Linked DNA regions of Homo sapiens: regions 2 and 3 are each linked to region 1. A link is a loop called in an ENCODE intact Hi-C map of the cell type or tissue named here. Cell type or tissue: heart right ventricle. All regions are shown on one strand. Each heading gives the region's core, and the rest is flanking DNA. Links, peaks and the distances in the headings are about the cores only.

Region 1 (7,677 bases), core at 1,729-6,728:
ACTAAGCAGACAGCTAATTGCAAATTCATTTTCCCTGCATGAAACAAATGGAAAAAGCCAACAGCTTACACAAAGTCCTTTGAATTGAAGTTGCAAATGCTTCTCACAGAAGTCCACATGCGATTAAAAAACCATAGGCCTGAGAGACTGGGCATCAGTCATCATTTCTTCCATTTTACAGATGGGGATGTCTGGGAGTCACGCTTCATATTGCTGGAACAAGAGACAAGCCTAATCTCCTCACTTCTTGTGTGGCCTCCTAAATCTAAATTGGGCTGGGGTATTTCAAAGGTTGAGGTTCAGCCTGATCTTTTTCAATTTTTTCTTGCATTTAAAAACAGAGCCACAAAGGGGTGATATCCAGCCCCTCAAAGTGGTAAGTTATCCTATGACTCAGCCTGATTGTGAAGTGCAACCCTCTAGAGTAAACCCAACATTACTGCTGCCAATACGACCACCACCCTTCATCCAGAGAAGTACATGACAAGAGAAATGTGAGTGATACAACCGTAATGCTCTGAGTACAGGGGTGGGGAGCTGCAGTCAGTAAGGAGAATGGTAGGGTACAGGAGTGAAGGGGTCAGTGCATGCAGGGTAAAATGACATTAGGAGAGATTACGCTCTTATAATTACATAGAGGACTACCTGCCTATTTAAGCAACATCACCCTATGACTAAATTCATTTATTTAAAATCCATTCATCATCTATTCATTCATGAATCAACTTTTCAAGTCAGCATTCATTGAACACCTTTTATATATGCCAGGCACTGCATTAGACTCTGGGTATTTAAGGATGAGCAAGATACCCATTGCTATGATTTCAATGTGGTTTGTTTGTCACCAACAAATCTAATGTTGAAATTTGATCCCAGTGTTGGAAATGGGGCCTAATGAGAGGTATTTGGGTCATGGAGTAGAATCCCTCATGAATAGATTGATGCCCTCTCTTGGGTGTGAGTGAGTTCTTACTCTACTAGTTCCCATGAGAGCTGCTTGTTAAAAAGAGTCCCCCACCCATCTCTTGCTTCCTCTCTCACCACGTGATCTCCACATACACCAGCTCCCTTTCACCTTCTGCCATGAGTGGAAGCAGCCTGGGGCCTTCGCCAGGTGCAAATGCCCAATCTTGAACTTTCCAGCCATCAGAATCATGAGCCAAGTAAGGCCTTTTCCTTTATAAATCACCCAGCTTCAGGTATTCCTTTATAGCAACACAAAACAAACTAAGTCACCCATTGTGCCCTAGAGAAAGAGACTCAGTACATCAGTGATGTGGCAGATACAGAACCAGGGTATCTAATCTAGCTTCATCCCCGAGCAGAAATGTCTTCACATATACTAGTGAGTTTCTATATCTTTGTTAACCTCACTCTTACCATCTGGAATGCTCTCCCTCACAACTTCTCTGTGATAAAACCACCTTCATCCTTAAGGGCCTGGCACAAGGCCTCCTTCTCCTTAAAACCTCCCCAAGCTGGCTCTCAAAACTATTCTCTCATGCCTCTGTGTTCCCACAATGCCTTGCACCTGAAATTTAGGCTCTATCAGGGCTGATTTCCATGGGAACTGTGGTTTACAACTGTCTCCTAGATCAAACCCACAGTGTCTTAAGAACAGAGTGTCATAAGGACAGGGCCTTGCCTTCATCATCTTTGTAGAGTGTACATACTGAGGAAGGGATCAATAAATGAATGGCAAGATGCTTTACTCTTCTCCCAACTTTCTTTCAGGGGTATAACAACCATCCTCCTTCTGAGACCCTAGTATACACCAAGCTATGAAAATAAAAGATAAGCCAGGCACAGTGGCTCATGCCTGTAATCCCAGCACTTTGAGAGGCCAAGGCTGGAGAATTGCTTGAGCCCAGGAGTTTGAGATCAGCCTGGGCAACATAGTGAGACCCTGTCTCTACAAAAAATAAAATAAGTTGAGTGTGCTGGCAAGTGCTTATAGTCCCAGCTACTTGGGAGGTTGAAGAAGGAGGGTCGCTTGAGCCCAGGAGGCTAAGGCTGCAGTGAGCTGAGGTTGTGCCACTGCACTCCAGCCAGTGACAGAGTGAGACCCTACCTCAAAAAAAAAAAAAAAAATACAACAGAGGATTTTGTAATGTGAGTGGAGGTATGGAAAAGAAGTGAAGGCCACTGAAGCACAACTTGAAAGAATATGCTAGGAGGCTACTCGCCTCGGCCCCTCTTCACCTCAGGGACCCCACTACAGCTCCACAACACATAATGAATGATAATTCAAGCCAAAGGCCAAGGAGGAAAAAAAAGTGAAGCCTAGGGGACATGGGAGCGAAAGGCTGAGCAAAGGCATTTGAGACCACAAGGAGCTGTGGGAGAGGACAGGAGAGGCTCCCAAGAGACCCTCAGAGCATTCATGAGCATGAAGGACAAAGGCTGAGCACACCCTGTGAACTCAATGGAGTGAAAGAAGCACTGACCATTCTCTAGTCAACATGAGACTTTGGTGGGTTCCTTGAGTGAGAAAGAGAAAACTGTTCTTCATCTCCTTCTGGGTTCCATGTGGTATGCTGGCTGAACAATAGCAAGTATGGATGATGGAGGCTGCACTGATCCACACTCAGTGGTTAAGAGCAGGGAAAGAGGTTATAAATGTTGTTGAAAGAGCAAAGGAATGACACATTCATTTATGTAAGGGGGCTTGACCGATATTAGGAGGAACAAGGGAACTCCTAGCCCCACAAGGCACTGGGTGACTTTTTATTATAGGGACCCCAGACATTGCAAAGACTCCTTCCCAGTCTCCCTTTGACCCTGTGTAGCCAAGAAAATGCCCTTGAGCACCATCTAATTTAGGTCATTGCATGCCATGGGATTCCTTGCAGCCTGTCACATCTTACTCTGGGAGGAGTGGCAAGGAAGTTAGTTGTCTGGATCTAACTAGCCCTAGAGAGGCAGCTTGCATAGAGGGAAGCAAAGCACTTTGGAATCAGAACACTTGGGTTGAAATCTTTCTCTGTCACTTCCCAACTCAGATTCTGTATAAATTTCTGTTTGTTTTTGAGACAGTGTGTCACCCTGTCACCCAGGCTGAAGTGCAGTAGTGCGATCACGGCTCACTGCAGCCTCAACCTCCCAGGCTCAGGTGATCCTCCCACCTCAGCCTTCTGAGTAGCTGGGACTACAGACTTGCACCACCATGCCCAGCTAACCTTTTGTATTTTTTGTAGAGATAGAGTTTTGCCATGTTGCCCGGGCTGCTCTAAAAGTCCTGGAGTCAAGCGATCTGCCTGCCTCAGCCTCCCAAAGTGCCACTGCTCCCTGCCAATTTTGGATAAGTTTTTAATGACTCTGAAATTCATTTGGAGTGAAAAACAGACATAATGTCAGCTATGCAAATGACTGTTGTGAGAAGAAAAGTAGGTAGACAAACATAACAGATTTGACAGAACATCGTTTGGAATGTAGTCAGTATTTAATAAATGGCAGATAATAACATGAGGGAGACTAAATACCATGATGTATCTAGAAAGCAGCAGCCATGATACATGAAGTTCACAGAAGTCATTTTCTGGTTCACATTTCATCCACATCTACATTCCTTTATCAAACATCAACTGGGCACCTATCAAGGGTTAGACACTATTTTAGGAGCAGAGGATATAGCTTTGAATGAGACAGACATGGGCCCCGCCTTCAAGTTGCTCCGAGCCTAATGAGAGAGGCAAACAATCACTGAAATCTGCCATGGTAAGTACTAGAAATGGCATTGTTCCCAGGGCACCAACGAGAAAGGGCTTGACTGTTTGGGGAAATGGGAAGAGGAGAGAGGCTCAAAGGAGTTAAATGATGTGTCCAAGGTTACAGAGCTGGATTAACTTCTGCAATGCCTCTCAAACGTGATGGTTTAGCTGCCTCATCATGCATCATAGCATCATAGTGCTCACCACCACCAACTGCAATTGTCCCACCAGGAGATGGAGCCCAGGAATCTTCCAGATACTCACGCAGCACCTCTCAGATTGGTCACTGTGAAATAAGCACCGTGTCTCCTAGATTATGAGCACTTTGAGGGCAAGAGCTACATATCTTTCAGAGCCCAACACAGGGTTTGAAACACAGTACGTCGTCAGTAAATATTGAATACTGAATTAATAAGTGAGTGGTACTCACAGAGTTTAACTGATTTGCACAAGATTACTTGGCTAATAAGCAGCAGGGCTGGTGCAGATACAAGTTCTCTGACTCTCTCTTTCAACACTGAGTAAAGGGAAAAAATGAACAACCAGTGAATGACTCCGCCTGGCCTGGAAGAGAAAAGATTCAAATGATCTTTTTTTCCCCAAATCGTTTTCACAGATTATGATATGGCTCCATCTGACCAGCAGAGGGCAGGCTTGGATGGAACTAGCATCCCAGGCCCTCTGACCAGAGTCATCATCTGTGCCTTGGCGCTACAGAGATGGTGATTTTTTTTTTTTAAGGGAGGGGAAAAAACAACAACAAAACCTACCAGAGCTGAAAGTCTTTTCCAAATTATCCCACCTATGTCAACATCCTGTCGTATTTATTGGATGGTTGGATCTGGATAGAAATAGGGCCTCGTACTGTGTTTAGTTCCCTGGATCCCTCGTAACCTATTTCCTTTTATCAGCCCAAAAGTAGCTTTAATCTATTCTCCTTTGGCAGAGATGGGGGTGAGCTAGAACAGGCATGGAGGGGAGGGGTAGACAAATAAGTCAGGAAAAGCTTCTGCTTAGATGGTAACATTTACTTTTTGTCAAATTTAAAACATTTTTGACCTTTATATTTTCAAAAGCGTTTTTCAATCCTTTTCATACTCTTCAGGGATTCCAATTACATATACCTTATATCACCTGAAATTGTCCCACAGGTCGATATGATTCTGTTTATTTATCAATCTTCCTTTCATCTGTGCATCAATTTTTTGTAGTTTCTTTTGATTTGTCTTCAAGTTTATTACCCCTTTCTTCTGCAGTGTCCAATCTTCTCTTTAACCCATCCAGTAAATTGTTCATTTCCAGTCTTGTATTTTTCAGTTCTACAATTGTCATTTGGTTTTTATAGTTTTAATTGTTGAGCTAAAATTCCTAATCTGCAATCATTCTGTCCACCTTTCTTTCAAATTCTTAAACACATTTATAATAGTTGTTTTAAAGTCTTTGTCTGCTAACTCCTACATCCATGTCATCTCTGGGACTATTTATATTGACAATTTTTTTCCTGATTATGAATTACATTTTCTAGCTTTTTTCATATCTAGTAATTTTTTATTATACACTGGACCAGCTGAATTGGAGCGCTTAGACTATATTTTCCTTTGAAGAGCATGGAGTTTTATTTTAGCACGCACTTAAGCTACTAGCAGATCATCTTGATCCTACTGAGGCTTGGTTTTATGCCTTTTTAGGGTGGGTGTAGAGTTGCCCTTACTTCAGGCAATGATCCTTAATTCTAAAATGTGGTCTTTTTAACATCTCAGTTAAATTCTCTGAGTTTTCGATGGGATTTCTTCACTTTAAATGGTTGGAATGTCAACATCTCCAAGCACTGTGTGACCTCTGGAATCATTGTTCAGTTCTCAGCTCACCAGGAACTCTTCTCTTTTAGGCCTTGTGTAGTCTTACCCTGCATATATGCAGCTTAGTTTTCAAAGACCCAATGGGTTCTCTCTGCATATTTTTAAAGTTCCTGCTCTGTACAGTATTCTCTTCTCCAGTACCCTGTCCCACAAATTCTGGCCACCTCAGTAGCCCCAAACTCTATTTCTATTTCTTCCACTCAGCAAAACATCAGAGAACTGCAATCTCTTCCCAAATCATTTTGTAAGTTTCTCTTCTGTTAAGCCTCACAATCGTGTGACTTCTAACCTCCAATGACTGACAACAATTGCCTCATATATTTTATTCCATTTTGTTGTCATTGATAGTGGGAGGAGAACTCTGATATTCATAACTCTACATTGGGAGATATAGAAAGTCAGGAGGTAACATTTAAGCTGAGACTCATAAGATGACAAGAAGCCAACTATGCAGAAAGCCACAGGAATAACATGTTCAGGCAGAAGGGTCAACATGTACACAGGCCAGATAGCAAAGCTTGCTATATTTCTCTCCAGAGAAAATATGTATATATGTGTGACTGTATTTGTGTGCACACATAGGTTGGTAAACATCTATGTAACTAAAGCTATCTCAAATGGCATAATAGTAAAAGCATGGGCTCTGGAATCAAACATCCCAGGGGCAAATCCTGCCACTTACAATTAGCAGTAAGGGGTGTTCAGCAATTCACTTAACTCTTGGTTTCAACTCTTTCTTGTGTCAAATGAGGCTTGTTACATACATGCAGCAGGACTCTCGTGGGGATTAAATGTGATAATGTATGTTAAGTATCTAGCAAGATAATGGAATAAATAGTATATAATGTGTTATTATTTCCTCTTCTGTAAGTTTTTAAATAATGTTCAAAGAGTGAAATATAATGTATAAAATATGGGGCAATGTATAAAATACAGAAACTATTTTCCAAATATAAATACCACTTTTCTGAGTTCTTTAAAGTTCTTGAATATCAAGTTATTCAACTAGGAACAAAGGAAAGTTTCACACCTATCCCACACTTAACACGTTCCTGATTCCAACATTCTCTTATTTGGGTTATTTATAAACATATCCGTACTCTGCCCATTCCTCCACCCTCAGGTCAGACTGTTAAGGTCATTTGAGTGCAGAGACAAGTTTTATTTATATTTGTCTCTCTTACAGACAGTGGCCCAGCATCTAGCACATAGTATGTTTTTTCAAACATTATGAATTTTTCTTCAAAGGAGTAAATAGACTTAATTTTTCATACAAGAAAATAAAATTTGGAGTTATGCATATACCACACCAAAGCAATCTGTTATAATGATGAAAACCCAATTATCCCATTGTGATTCTACTTAATACTGAACAACCCACCAGGAGTAGTAGAAAGAAATGGGAAAACAGAGACCTGGTTTCAAAACCTAGCTCCCTCCTATTTACTAAATGACCTTGAGTAAGTTGCTTAATAGCCTGAATTTCAGTTTCCTTATCTATGACAAAGGGATAATAACTACCTCATGGGGTCTGTTATAAAGATTATTAAGAAATAATATATCTAAAGACTCTACCACAGAGCATCCATGCTACATTGTAGGAACTCAGTTCTCATCATTCAATGGACTCAATCAACTATTAATTAACTCTGAATTTTTATGTACAACAGTAAGTCTGGCTGATCCTCCACTGTATTTCAGGGGCTATGGTGGACACCCACCTATGATATTGTCTATCCAACCCCCTCTGTCCATTTGAGAATAGTTCTTCTTTCAATTGCAACCTTGTGATTTGCACACACAGGAAATTATATATATACATATATATACACACACACACACACACAGATATATGTATATATATATACACACACACACATATATATGTATATATATATACACACACATATATATACATATATATATATTTTTTTTCTTTTTGAGATGGAGTTTCACTCTGTTATCCAGGCTGGAGTACAGTGGTGCAATCTCAGCTCAATACAACTTCTGCCTCCCAGGTTCAAGTGACTCTCCTGCCTCAGCCTCCTACAGGCATGCACCACCATGCCCAGCTCATTTGTGTGTGTGTTTTTAGTAGAGTCGGGGTT
Region 2 (7,677 bases), core at 1,225-6,224, 420 kb after region 1:
ATATACAATCCTCTGGCTAGACATAAAAGTTCTCCAAGTCCCCACCCGACTCAGGAGCCCAGCTGGCTTCGCCTAGTGGACCCTGCGCCAGGGCCACGGGCGGAGCTGCCTGCCAGTCCCGTGCTGCGCGCCTGCACTACTCAGCCCTTAGGCGGTCGATGGGACCGGGGGCCACAGAGCAGGGGGCGGCGCCCGTCAGAGAGGCTGGGGCTGTGTGGGAGCACACCACGGGGTGGGGGTGGGGCTCGGGCATGGTGGGCTGCAAGACTACATAAAATTGCATGAATTTTCTTTAGAATAAAGAGAATTGGGAGTCACAAATTAGAGGCATTTAAATAGGCATCCTGGTTCCTTTTTGACTTTCAAATTAAACTTTTCAATTGTATTCACTCTGATTAAATTTATGCTTACGGTAACAAGACTAATCAGAATTTTGAAGTTCCAGCTATTGTCTGTAACTGTTATATGTCATTCTTTTCATAACTCCAACATAAATGTTTACACTTGAACTTTCAGCATTTTCTGTTTTAATTAATTTTGTTCACATAAAATAATGTAACTTTTAATTTTGATACTGAGTGACTTAGATGGCTGATATAATCAGAATAGAATAGAATATTTTAAGAATTATCAATGTGCACTATTTTAAATCCAATTTTTCTTTATTTTTTGCTAACTGAATCTTTTCACATATTTAATTGTGCTTTAGCATGTATGTAACACTTTACTCCAATTGAATAATTTGAGGTAGATGATGTAAAATGCTGAATAAAAGAAATTTAGAGCTGAACTCATGAAGTACAAATAGAGTAGCTCTTAAAAAGCTACCTTTGCATTCTTCAAGTGATCAGCAACACAATGTCTTCTGTATATTAGATGCTCAATTAATGTTGAGTGAATAAAGATATATCATGTAATATTTAATGAATATTTGAGTTTCCTTCTAGTTTAATGAGTAAAAGAAGGACTCTGAAGTGCCCCAATTGATACTTAATAAATGTTTGTTTTTTGGCCGGGCGCAGTGGCTCAAGCCTGTAATCCCAGCACTTTGGGAGGCTGAGGCGGGCAGATCATGAGGTCAAGAGATCAAGACCATCCTGGTCAACATGGTGAAACCCCGTCTCTACTAAAAATACAAAAATTAGCCGGGCCTAGTGGCAGGTGCCTATAATCCCAGCTAGTCGGGAAGCTGAGGCAGGAGAATCGCTTGAACCCAGGAGGCGGAGATTGCAGTGAGCTGAGATCACACCACTGCACTCCAGCCTGGCGACAGAGTGAGACTGCGTCTCATAAATTAATAAATAATAAATAAATGTATGTATGTATGTATGTATTTTTTATCATTATAGTTACCTAATTATCCATGTTCATTGGGATCATAGTTTCAAAAAATTTCAGCCTAAATCATTTATTTCAGATAGTTGTTTTGTGCCTCTTTCTAGCAAAACTTTTACAACCCTGTTAATTAGTAAAGTTGACTAGTTTGAGTTTTATATTCTTTGCCATTTGTTGGTGGAATAAAGATGAATAACTTTTGCCCTGTTCAATCTGTTCCTAAATGATCAAGAATTGATTTTTAAGATTAAACTGTACAAATAATATATAAATTTATGCTTATTGTAAAAATTTAAAGTGATGTAGCCCCATAGAAAGTAAAAAGTTATATTTTCCTGCATGCCTCTTAACTCATCCAACTTCAATAGGTAGTCCACTACCCACAGTTTGGTTTTATACGTATCCTATTAGAGGACTTTCTGTAACAATGCCATATGTAAATAATAAACAGCATTTTATATTTTACTATTAATATTTTAGCACCAATGCTAAATATAGCAATAATATTTTATCATTAATCAGATTATGTATATCGAATTGCTTCTTTTACTTAACAGTGTTTCATACAGGTCTTTCTATAGCAGTGTATATCTATCCCAGTAGTTGGTCTTGAAAGACCAAGTTTGAAACTTGAAAAGTTTCTCTTTGAACCTTTGCATGAAGAAGTTCCACCTCAATAAGTTTTATAAAATGATAAGCAAGTATAATACTCTTAGTAGCAACTAGTAATCTTAACACAAATTCAGAGTTTTGTTTGTATGTTTGGTTTTATTCTTGGGGCTAGTGAGATCATTTCTCTTTTTACATCATAAGTGATTGAGAAGAATTCATTCTGTTTTTCCATTGTGATTTTTAATAATAAAGCTACCATTAACTAAAATGATGAAATTTCAGAATTATAAATCATTTAATCAGCCAGTTATTTATGGTAGTCATTTACTTTTAGTTTTTTTATATACAAGGATATTGAGCCCTAAAGTTAAGTGATTTACTCAAGATTGTAGAGAAGTTATGAGTAGCATCTGTATCCTTTCTCATATCAAGATTTTTTTCACTACACCATGCGTTGCCTCTGAAGAAATACTTTTTTTCATTTTTTAGGTGTTTATTTAAAATGCGTAATATAAGCACAGTGGCACATGCCTGTGATCCCAGCTACTTGGGAGGCCGAGGTGGGAGGATTGTTTGAGTCCAGGAGTTTAAGACCAGCTTGGACAACATAGGGAGATCCCATCTTGGGGGGTGAGGAGGAAGAAGTAATAAATAAGTAAATAAAACAAGTAATATTGTTTTAGATGCTTATATTTTTCTTATGTAAAAATTGACACATTAACTTTATTGTGAAAACGTGATTACAATCACAGACATGCAATGGAAAAAAATTCCATATTGTCTGCACCTTCTTCTGAGACCACATTTTGTGTGTATGTAATGTATTTTATCTTTTAAAAAATTGAGAAATAATTGTACATATTCATGGGAGTATACAGTGATGTTTTAATACATATATAGTTATTAGATCTGGGTAATTGGCATATCTGTAATCTCAAATATTTATCACGTCTTTGTATTGGGAATATTCAATATTCTCCTTCTAGCTATTTGAAACTATGTATTACTGTTAACTATAGTCATCCTACAGTGATATAGAACCACTAGAACGTATTTCTCCTACATAGCTGTGATTTTGTATCCTTTAACAAATATCTCCATATCTTTTTTTTTTTTTTTTTTTTTTTTTTTTTGAGATGTAGTTTTGCTCTGTCACCCAGGCTGGAGTGCAGTGGTGCAGTGGTGCGATCTCAGCTCACTGCAACCTCCATCTCCCAGGTTCAACCGATTCTCCTGCCTCAGCCTCCCGAGTAGCTGGAATTACAGATGCCCGCCACCATGCCTGGCTAATTTTTTTATTTTTGTTAGAGACGGGTTTCACCATGTTGGCCAGGCTGGTCTTGAAATCCTGACCTCAGGTAATCCGCCCGCCTTGGCTTCCCAAAGTGCTGGGATTACAGGTGTGAGCCACCGCGTGCAGCCATCTCTTCATATCTTTACCTTCCCCCTACTGTTTCCAGCCTTGAGTATTTTCTGTTCTACTTTCTACTTTTCACTTCTATGAGGTAAACTGTTTTTAGCTTCCACATATGAGTGAGAACATGCAGCGTTTAACTTTTCTGTTCATGGCTTATTTCACTGAGTATAATGTCTTCCAGTCCATCCATGTTGCTGCAAATAACAGAATTTAATCCTTTTTGTGGCTGTATAGTATTCCATGGATATATTCTGGATATTAATCCCCCCTAGGATGTATAGTTTGTAAATATTTTCTCCCATTCTGTAGATTGCGAAGAAATATTTTAAAGATTTATAAAGTACATCTTTTACATCTTTTATATTTACCAAATGAGTGAAAACTGAGTAGACAATAAAAAAATCTTAGAAATCAAAATAGTTTGTTCTCATTCTTTTCAGCTCATTAGAGAGCACATAATGAAGCAGCACATTTACGTTATCCAATTTTGTGTTGGTGCCAAACAATGGGGTTTATATAAAATATAAACATTTTATATTGAATGGATTATAGGAACATCACCCATCATTAAAAGTCTAATATCGAGATATTTACTTGAGAGAACTTAATGTACTTTAATTAAGATTAGTAACATTTTTGCATCCCTATAAATGTGTTTTTAGAGGAAAACCTACAGTAAAGTGTTTGCTATAGAAGTCACACCAATGAACTACAAATTCTTCCAAAAACAGTTTTCTAGCGACATCTGCTGGTACAATGTAATAAAGATGACTATCTCATGAAAGTAATTTCATAGAAAATATCTTTGTGGGTAGAATTGTTTATTTTACTATCATTTACACTTCTAATTGAAAATTTGAACATTTGACCAAGAGTATTATCCTGATAATGATAACATTGAGCTTCTTTATACTTTCCTGTACATAGTATGCGATTCCAACCTGAACCTCTACAGTTATTTGTGTATTTACTAAGTTCTTTGATATTATTATGCAACATATTTCTTTTCCTCCATGTCTTTTTTGGCTCAGTTTTATATCATAATTTGCCTTAGTGCAGAACCTTGCAAGTAGAGATTCAGTAAATATAGACTGACTTACAGTATTTATTTTGTCATTTGCATAGATTAAGTTGAAAAGTCTACATATATGAGTTAAATGCATTATTTTTATGTGCACTTGAAAATAAAAATGAGACTTTATATTAGAAAAGAATGTGATTAGGATAAATGGATTTTTATTTTTCTTCCTTTGAAGAGATTTTCTGCATTATAAGTTGTGGAGAAGCAAAATATATTCAGTCCTTGGACATTTTCTTTACAATTATTTCCTGTATGATTGTATCTAGTCTCATGCATTTAAATACTACATATAAACAAATCAGACCTCTCCCTTAATCCTCAGACTTGTACAGCCAGTTACTTGCTTCCTCAACATTACCGTTTAATTAGTTAACACACATTTTAAACTTAACATGTCCAAAACAAAAGTTTTGATTTTCTCCTTGAAACTGTTTGTGCTTAGTATTCCCTACTTTAATGAGTGGCCGTATTATCCTTCCGTTTGATCAAACCAAAAATTATTTCAGTAATTTGTAAATTCCCTCTCTTTTACTCCACGTTTAAACCATTGAGAATTTCAGTCAGCTCTACTTCTCTCCACCTTCTACAACTATGATCTAGATGACCACAATCATCGTTCCCCTCCTAACTTGCTTCCTTGCTTCTAACCTTGCCCTCCTGTAAGTCTATCCAGCAGCCAAGTGATTTTTTTTTTTTTTTTTTTTTTTTTTTTTTTTTTGAGACAGAGTCTCACTCTGTCACCCAGGCTGGAGTGCAATGGTGTGATCTTGGCTCATTGCCAACTCTGCCTCCTGCCACCTCCCCAGTTCCAGCGATTCTCCCTGCCTCAGCCTCCCAAGTAGCTGGGATTACAGGCATCTGTCACCACGCCCGGCTAATTTTTGTGTTTTCTGTAGAGATGGGGTTTCGCCATGTTGGCCAGGCTGGTCTTAAACTCCTAACCTCAGGTGATCCACCAACCTCAGCCTCCCAAAGTGCTGGGATTACAGGCGTGAGCCACCGTCCCCGGCCTCAAGTGATTCTTTTAAAATTTAAGACAGATCTTGCCACTCCTCTGATGAGAACCTCCCAAAGTTCTTACGTTGCCTAAAGGGCTTATGTGGAATGTAGACCACTCCCTCTCTCCACCCTGATTGCTAGGACCTCATTTCCTACCGCTACTTCCCTCCCCTATTTTGCTCCAGCTACAGTAATCTACTTGCTTCTCTTTACATGCCAAGCTGACTCTGTATCATGGGCTGTATACTTGATTACCTCAAACGGAAATGCTCTCCCCTCTACTCACTAGTGTTTCTGATCAGATTACCAAATTTTACCTCTCGGAGAGGCTCTTCTTAACCATACTGTGTAAAGTAATGAAGCCTGACTACGTCACTGTTTCTCCCCTTATCTTGGAGGTTTGTTTTTTGTTTTGTTTTATTTTGTTTTTTTACCATACCTGTTATCACTATATGACATATTTACTTTTTTATGTATCTCTTTCCCAACTAGAATGCCAGCTCTATGAAACCAGGGATTCTTTATTGTTCACAGTTATGTCCTTAGAACCTAAGGCAGTGCTTATACATAGTGGCCATTTAGTTAATATTTATCGAATAAGTTGGTGAGCCTTAATACTTAAATGGAGAATGTGATTTGATTTACACTATAATAATCAAATCCATAGAATAATGAGGAACCTTCAAATGGAGTCTGCTTTGTTTAAATCTTTATATTGTATTTTCAACATTGAACACGGATTACAATTGTGTTTCATAGTTAGGTTAATGCTCATACAATACTCTTAGTGTCAAAATGTGGGATCATATTACTATTTTAAAGATTCTTTTTATGGGAATAATTACGTTTTTGTTCTTTGGACATAGACATCTGACCCTCAATTACATTAACAAACCTTATACACATGAATGGAAAGAAGAATAGCCTCTTTTGAATCCATGCTAAGACTTTATCAATATGAAGTGCTTCCCACAGAGTTCTGCTGAAAGAACTGAACTTCCATCATAATGAAATTGCAAATTCATTTGTATATGCCCCTCTTATATTTGAAAGCTACTTTTTGATGTTTTGGTTGGCAATTAAATTTATTGTTTAAGGTCACAAATATGCAATTCTGACTAGAACAAGTTGTCAGAATTCTTTATTCAGCATAGCACAAAGATAAATGGCTGTCTTTTAACAATAACATATGAAAGCCAAAATTTGTTCCCAGTTATACATAATCTTTTAATCAGTCTACTGCTTTCTGTTTTCCAGTCAATAGACCCCTTAACCTGCTTCCTCACCATCTTACCTATCTAGATTATGGGTTTTTAAATTACTGCAAAACACTTCATCAGATGGAAAAAGATAAGTTTAAACATTTTGATGCTATAATTTTCCCATGCACATTTTATCCTTCCATCTGAATTCTTTTGCCTTTACCCCTATTCTGTGTAAGGTGGAAAATTATGTAGTATGTTAGCTAAATTCTATGGTTACATTTCTCACTGTTAACATGACTAGAAAGTAGATCATGTTGCTTAATTGAAATTGAGTTTTTAAGTGTTTTTTTTTCTTCTTAAAAAAACAACAAAAAACGAGATACATGTGCAGAACATGCAGGTTTGTTACATACGTATACGTGTGCCATGGTGGTTTGCTGCACCTATCGAGCAGTCCTCCAACTTCCCTCCCCTCACTCCCCACACCCCAACAGGCCCTGGTGTGTGTTGTTCCCCTCTCTGTGTCTATGTGTTCTCAATGTTCAACTCCTACTTGTGAGTGACAACATGTAGTATTTGGTTTTCTGTTCCTGTGTTAGTTTGCTGAGGATTATGGCTTCCAGCTTCATCCATGTCCCTGCAAAGGACATGATCTCATTCCTTTTTATGGCTGCAGAGTATTCCATGGTGTATATGTACCACATTTTCTTTATCCATTTGATCATTGATGGGCATTGGGATTGGTTACATGTCTTTGCTATTGTAAATAGTGCTGCAATAAACATAACGTGTGCATGTATCTTTATAGTAGAATGATTTGTATTCCTTTGGGTATATACCCAGTAATGGGATTGCTAGGTCAAATGGTATTTCTGGTTCCAGATCCTTGAGGAATCGCTATACTGTCTTCCACCATGGTTGAACTAATTTACATTCCCACCAACAGTGTAAAAGCATTCCTACTTCTCCACAGCCTCACCAGCATCTATTGTTCCCTGACTTTTTAATAATCGCCATTCTTACTGGCA
Region 3 (7,677 bases), core at 1,561-6,560, 550 kb after region 1:
AGTGATGTGTTTCAGAAAAAAGTAGTTGTAATTATTGGATTGGAGATGGGGCAGGGGAGGCAAGAAGGGCAGCCAGCTAGCCTAGGATGCCTGGGTTAACTTCTGAACACTTGTTTTTTCCTCTTCTCTAAGCCTGGCTAATCCTACTTATCTTTTTATCCTGGATTAAATGTTTCTTTCCCTGGGAAACCTTCCCTGAACTCCTTAAGACTAGATTAGGCTCTCTGTTTGGTGTTCCTCTACTCTGCCTTTCAGACACCCTTCATATTTGTATTTATTGATTTGATGTCTATTCTTTGGGCTGTACACTCCAAAAAATAAAGTTGGAATTGTCTTATTCACTGCCATAGCTCTGATGGAAGCATACTGCCAGGTATATAGTAGATACTAAGTAAAAATCTATTGAATAGATTTTTTTTAACTGACTCCCGCTTCTGTAAAAGGGTAGTGTTACAACGGAAGACTTATTCAGAGAGCAAGTGTTGTACCTGGACATATGAGATATGCTTTTAGCACAGGTAGCTAGGAGCTCAGATGTGGAAAAGACTAGATGCACAAAGTGGGTAGTCCTTTCAATTAACCAAACAAAATGAAGAAGCTAAGTTGTACTAAAACTTGGAAATTAATTGACAAATATTTATTTTGCATTATCCCTTCATACTTTCATGTATTAATTCAACCAGTATGTGTTGAAGTCTTTCTCCATGCCAAGCCATGGTCAAGAGATTGGAGACACAAAGATAAACATATGGTCTCTGTCCTTGAGAACTCTATTCCTAGATATTAATTAGCGTATGTTAAGTTTTATGCTGGAGCTGGTGCTCTAACAGATGAGAAACATGCCACCTGTCTGTCATTAAAAGACAGGCTCCCCAGCACTTTGGGAGGCCGAGGCGGGCGGATCACGAGGTCAGGAGATCGAGACCATCCTGGTTAACACAGTGAAACCCCATCTCTACTAAAAAAATACAAAAAAATTAGCTGGGCGTAGTGGCGGGTGCCTGTAGTCCCAGTTACTCAGGAGGCTGAGGCAGGAGAATGGCGTGAACCCGGGAGGCGGAGCTTGCAGTGAGCCGAGATTGCGCCACTGCACTCCAGCCTGGGTAACAGAGTGAGACTCCGTCTCAAAAAAAAAAAAGAAAGACAGTCTCAGAGTTCAGAGATACACTAATACTCTCTCAACAGAGTCATGAGTTATAATAATTGCATGTACAAGGTGTGCAAGATAAGAGTCCTCAAGCTCAACTGTGGGTGTGATCAGGCAAGGCTTCCAAGAAGAGAGATGTTGAAAGTTAAAGAGGAGCTTGCCAATTAAAGAAGGAAAGGAAATGTGGCATGAGGGAGCACAGTCCATCTGGAAATGTGGATGCTTGCTGAGGTATGCCTGTAAGGAGATCCCTAGGAGCTGACCCTGAGGAGTAGCTGGGTCCCAGTGGACCCTTCTGATGAGGGTGCATGGGCCCATTCAGCTGGCGTGAGAGGCAAGCAATGAAAGTACTGGGAGCAAAAGTTGAAAAGATGGGTCAGGGCTAGGCCATGGTGGCCATAAATGCTGGACTAAGGAGTTTGGACTTTATTCCATCGGAAATGAGGCTATCTATGGAAGAATTTTGGCAGAGACAGGACACAATCACTCTCTGACTCAGAATTTATTTCTGCCTACCTTGACCTCCTTCCTCCCACACCCACAACCAAACTTTCCACAGCCAATATTAATAACATTCTGCTCAGAGTCAGAGTTATTCTTGTTGTCCCTTTACGTTTCCCTTCCTGTCTCTTGCACGTTCTACTCCTCCCGTCGCCTGTGGCATATAGTATACTATATCAGGTACCAAAGCTCCTAATAAGTTTTGGCAGAAGCAAATACTTGATAATGATTTTCTGGGAGGAAAAAAATCACTTCTTCTGCCAAAGTCTAAGGGGTCTGTATTGTGAGATTAGCATATAGATGACCTTGCTCTCTGCTCTTGATTCAGCTTTGGTGAGAACACAGAGCTTTTAAGTTCTTGTTACATTTTTAGTTTCTCAGGTCCCCCAGAGCAGTGTTCCTGAAAGAAGAGTAGGGAGAATTTCTGGAAATAAAAAGGTGCAGCCAATTCTCTGATCCTGAGAAACCTGCAGACTCATTTACCTGGAAGAAGGGAATCAGCTCCTGCAGGCTCTGCAAGGAGCACCAGGAGGCATGCATGGCTCTTCTACTGGTGGGCCCATGCCTCAGTTTCCCCTTCGGGAAAAAACCTCTTCAAAATCTGATGGTCTTGTAGTGGCTTAGCTTAGCTGGTAAGGTGAATTTTTCATTCACTCAAAATGTAATATTGTGCACCTTCAATTGTGGTCAATTTTGAGGATACAAAAAATGAAAAGTAACATCTCTGCTCCCCAGTGTCAGACAGCAAATGGTGATAGTATCTAAGAATGGAGCAGGAGCCTCATTTTCTTGCATGCAAGGTAATTGGGCCAAAATTGATTTTCATATGGTTTGTCTTTAAATAGGAAAAACCTACTTAAACTTAGTAGGCTGGCCTATTTGCCTATGCTATTCTTTTTTTCCTGGGATACTCTTTCCCAGTGATTTACCCATCAAGGCCCATGCATTTTTCAAGTCTCAGCCAAATGCTGCCACCCTTCTGTAGCTTCCCTACCTATCCAAGGCAGGCCTGATGGCTCCTTCATCTGTATACTCACAGCATGGAGTCCTTCATTTCAGTGCTTTCTCACTAGGTTAAAGTAATAGCAACATGTCTGTAATAGCACGTGGACTTGAGCATGTGAATAAGGGGAGTCGCATCCTCTCTATCTCGAGAATGGAAGTGGTGGCAGGATGGACCCCCTGGAGAAGCCTCTCTGCCTCTTCATGCCGCCTGGCACCTGTGTCCTCCTCCCTGACCACTCAGGGCCAAGTGCAATTGTTGGTTTCCCCACCTGAAGGACTGATCGGATGGTTTGCACTAAAGATACATTGCAAATGATTCTCAGTAAGGGCAATGATGGAAAGCTTGGGATGTATTAGAATCATCTGAGGGGCTCAGGAGACTGTCCCACTCTCTGCTGCCAAGACTGCCACAGTGGAAGGAACTAGGCCTTGTGTGACGGAATAGCAGCCATGTGGCTATCACTCTTGAGGACAGGGAGTACGCTTTTCTTCTTTGAGTCTTCAGCTCTTAGCATGGGGCCTGGAACATGGCAGGGTTCATTAAATTCATGACTGAATGAGAATAAATGAAAAGGGCTAGGCTCATTAGCTTGGGCAGATGTATACCTCACATTCTATGTCAGTGGTCAGGTCCAGAGAGCTGGCAGGCAGGGAAAGGAGATGGGCAGACACATTTAAATAATCGTATTGAGTCTTGGGGAAAGGGTCCAGGAAGAAAGATGCTAACTAGATCCAAGTGCCAAGAATCCAAGAGAGCTTTGAGTCACTGCTTACTCTGATGGAGAATCTAAAGAGGGATGTTTAAGGTAGAACAGTGACACCTAGTGGTGGAAGAATGACCTGCTAGATCCTTTCCCATCAAGCTCCCCATCCTGCTTCTCTGTCCTCCTGTTCCCTTGGCAGGTTGGGACCTTGGTGATACCAGTGGGTGCCTAGAGAAAGAAGTGTGCTGTCTCAGGCTCCTACAGGACGCCGTGGTTTGCTGGTCTCCAGGGTGGATGGATGAGTAGATGGTTTGACCATGAAAACACAAACATTGTGCCTGTGACTAATGACACTATATTGTATATTTAAAATTTTGTTAAAATGATAGATCTCATATTAAATGTTTTTCTACAACACACACACACCAAAACACAAAGCCAGCCAATCACATAAAAAAACTCAACAAACCCAGTCTGATTCTGTTACAGGGCCAGACTAGATGATTGTAGAGGTCCCCTGGTCAACTCTTTTCGAGCCTAGAGAGGGAAAAGGACCAGTCCAAAGACACATAACAAACTAGTTACAGAGCCAGGGCCAGAAGCCAGGTTTCCTGCTGCTCAGAAAAGAGCCCTCTCTATCAGCCTTCCTCTGCTGACTTTGACAAGGTGGAATTATGCCACAGTGAATAGAAAGGTACTGAGAGAGGAGCAAATCAAGGGGAGGGGAAGCTTGAGGATGTAAGCAAGGGGAGTCACATGCTGTCTACCTGGAGAATGGAAGTAGGGGCAGGATGGAGCCCCCTGGAGAAGTCTCTCCACCTCTTCATGCCAACCTGGCACCTGCGTCCTCCTCCCTGAGCACTCAGGGCCAAGCGTAATTGTTGGTTTCCCTGCTTGAAGGACTGATCTGATGATTCACGCTACTGATGTGTTGCAAATGATTCTCAGTAAGGGCAATGATGGAAAGCCTGGGATATATTAGAATCATCTGAGGGGCTCAGGAGACTGTCCCATTCTCTGCTGCCAAGATTGCCACAAGGGAAGGAAATGGGCCTTGTGTAACCCAGAGGAGCCTGGGTGAGGTGCTGGAGGCATTCACCATGGGGCTCTGGCTAGGAGAGCCTGTTTTCTGTCATGTTATGCTGCCCAGTGGAGTTTTCCCAGCAGAGCTGTCTCCAGTGGCCTCCTGGCTGCCTGGCATGGAGATCCAGTCTCTCTTGGAAAGTCTGGACAACTCTCCCCTCTAACTCCAGCTTTCCATGTATATTTTTCCTCTCAGCCTTGGTGCTTTGTCTGCCTGACTTTTCAATTGACTTTCCCCTGAGTCACAAATTCCCCAGCTCCTCCTTCCCCGCAGGCTATCCCAGGTTCCACCATAGCTGGGAAAGGCAGGAAGCAGCTATCTCTCCCTTGGAGCAAAATTTGTCAAACACAGAATGGAAACAGAGCTTGCTATCAACGTGCTGAAAATGCTTGTTGCTGGATACAAAATGTGATATCAAGATACTCCAGAGATACGCCCTTGCTGTTTCTCTAGAGTCCTTCTCTTCAGGTGATATTTGGTTATTTATTTTAGCAGTTAAAAAATTCTTAACTTTATTTAGTGATTTTAACATGTCTCTGAAAACATAGGTATTTCAGGGACAAATGAAGCCATGTGGAAAATGACTAAATGCAAAATGACTTGTTAGTCATTGTAATTAGCAAACAGATCTATTTTTGGCTAATTTATATAGCATTAATTACAAATACTTAGGGGATGTTTACTGGGTCTTGTGGGCTTTGCAGGCCTTGGATTGTGCTAAGCACTTCATGTGCATTTTATGGTTTAATCCCTCACAACAACACTCCAAGGGAGATAATTTTATTATCTCAATTTGCAGTTGTAAAAACAAGCTTAGTGACTTGCCCAGAATCACATAGCCGGCTGTCAGGTCCTTGATGGCAGGGACCTTGCCTTATCTCCTGATGTCCTCCATTTGCCTGCCACAGGATCCTAGAAATAATAGGGCCAAAGAGATGCTGGTGAATGATGTTGGTGAAGATGATGATAACAAATGATGACTTCCGACTAAGATGCAAGGTTTCTCCTACTCCACCATTTACTTCCTTACTCTGTTCCCAGACGTACTCTGTTCCCAGACGTAATCGGGACAAAGATACTCCCATTACAGACTGTGGAAAACATCTCACCTTCCCTCCAAGCTTGGGAATGGTGAGAATGCCTTGATTCTATTGTTGCTTCTGTTTTTCATCTGTAAAATGGGGACAAAAGTATGACTTTAGGGTAAATGAGACATAAACGTACATCATAGACGTAAAAACACTTTTTAAGTTGTTAATCATTAAACAAGAGAGATGTTACTTTGATGAATAGTCTGCTATTCAATATTAATAATAATGTACACACCAAGCTGAAAGGTGGGCTACCTTCTCCTTACTCCGTACGTAAAGCAAAATTGTGATCTCATCTTCCATGCTTGCATCTTGGTATTTCGAAGGTGGAAAGAGACAACGGGAGCTACTCATTCCTCCTCTTAGGAAGGAGGGCCTGACTTTCAAGTCTATTTTCTTGCTGTAGATGGAAAAAAAAACCTGATTTTGAATGCCAGAGCTGAATACTGTAATTTTAGTATTGCACTAACCCCAATCACCCATCACCCCACAGATAGATGCCTTGGGTTGAAGACTCTTTCATTATACATTAAACTGGTGTTAATTCAAATTTAGTGCTTGGCTGGGGGCCTGTCCACAAACTTTTTGTTACTAGCCTATAAAAAGATACATTTAGCAATTAATGGTAAACATTTAGAAATATTTCACAGCAACTTTACAGAGTTATTTTTATATCTGTTGAATTGAAGAAAAAATAGTGGCTTGCATTTTGTTTGTCCTTTTAATATTTAACAATACATTTTTATTGCCTTTTCCAAAAGTATAAGTCTGTGGTCGATTGAAATTTTTTTAAAAATGTTATTCCCTACTGGTAGTTTGAGAAGTACTGCTTTATACCTGAAAAGGAGGGAGTAGATGATTTTTAGCCTTTTATGCTAAGGATCCTTTCTAGCTCTATGAAAATGTGTTTGCCTCCCTCTCAGGGACCACACCATGTGGTATGATGAAGGACCTGACTATGACCAGCCACAGAAGGGCTCATACACCCTTCCTCCAGGGAATTAGGTGAGGACTCACTTTCTGTTGGTAAGCTCAAGAGAGCCACCGAAGTGATTATTTTCCCAACAACATCAGAATTTGCTCTTTGGCGACTCCTGCCTCTCACTGGATACAGAAGTAACTGGCAACATTTTAAATATGTGGCTCACCAAGCACATCTTTACCATAAAATGAGAAAACGGGCTCAGAGGGATGAAGTAACTTGTCCTAGGCACATAGCTAGTAGAGCTTAGAATCCAGATTTAAACCCAGGTCTGTTTTCTCCAAGAGCTCATGATCCTGCCAGTTTATCACAGTTTGTTTGGAAGGTTGAGACACACAGTCTCTGCAAAAACTGTTGAGGAGTCTGGAGAAGGGGTAAAGAGAAAGTCAGTCGGGCATACTCAGGAGGTGGAGAAGTGTGGAGAAACTGACAGAGCGGGACAGAAGTGTCAGGCATTGCTATGGGTTAGAATGAGCCCCCCACCCCAATTCATATGTTGAAGCCCTAACCTTCAGTACCTCAGAATGTGAGCTTAAGGGAGATAGGGTCTTTTCATAGGTAATCACATTAAAATGAGATCATTAGAATGGGCCCTAATCCAATATGATGGCATCCTTCTAGAAAGGGGAAAATTTGGACCAGACATATATAGAGGGAAGATCATGTGATGAGACATAGGGAGAAGGTGACCATTTACAGCCAAGGAGAGAGGCCTTAACAGATCCTTCCCTCAGAACCCTCAGAAGGAACCAAGCCTGCTGGTGCCTTGATTTGGACTTGATTTGGACTGGATTTAATGATTTGGACATCGTTAAAGATTCCAGAGATGGCTGGTTTCCGCCAGTGGGAGGGAGAGGACCTCATGCCGGCTCCATCACTGATAGTGTCTTATGCTGTTAACATGTATTTACCAGCCTGTCAGGGCAGAGGGAATGAGGATGTTCTCTGCAAGCCTGTCAACTTTCTCATCCAGTTCCACTCTCACTGTCCTGACTCCTCATGAATTTCTGGCCATGAGTCATTCTTTCAGGACTGAACTCTACAGCCCTGTTACAGAGAGATTTTCACCAGATCCAACTCTACTAGCCTTAAATGTATAGTAAGCATTGCATTGGATGGTGCACATGTTTGAAATAAGTAGCCCAGGCCCTCATTTGCTTCCT

What was found. Peaks named below come from ENCODE experiments on the same cell type or tissue, not always from the same donor. Only the 100,000 strongest peaks of a DNase experiment are listed, where the experiment ranks them.
Region 2: it touches region 1 in a loop (4-fold over the local background); 68 of 110 quality-filtered maps call a loop at or near these places.
Region 3: it touches region 1 in a loop (4-fold over the local background); 27 of 110 quality-filtered maps call a loop at or near these places.

Annotation. Positions count from the first base shown.
Region 1 is chr11:86,865,801-86,873,477 of GRCh38, forward strand. It overlaps a transcript of PRSS23 not described here. Among named protein-coding and RNA genes, the nearest start is that of PRSS23-AS1, 69 kb to the right of the region's middle. In heart right ventricle, for the core only: a CTCF peak has its summit at 4,351 (motif pointing right); a DNase peak (open chromatin) is centred at 4,361; H3K27ac peaks cover 671 bases.
Region 2 is chr11:87,286,387-87,294,063 of GRCh38, forward strand. All of the region lies in intron 6 of TMEM135 (transmembrane protein 135), which reads left to right. Among named protein-coding and RNA genes, the nearest start is that of TMEM135, 250 kb to the left of the region's middle. In heart right ventricle, for the core only: CTCF peaks have their summits at 4,111 (motif pointing left) and 4,311; no DNase peak of the experiment used is centred there.
Region 3 is chr11:87,418,066-87,425,742 of GRCh38, forward strand. All of the region lies in intron 2 of LOC107984361 (a long non-coding RNA gene), which reads left to right. Among named protein-coding and RNA genes, the nearest start is that of LINC02711, 300 kb to the right of the region's middle. In heart right ventricle, for the core only: CTCF peaks have their summits at 3,485 (motif pointing left) and 3,694; a DNase peak (open chromatin) is centred at 3,596.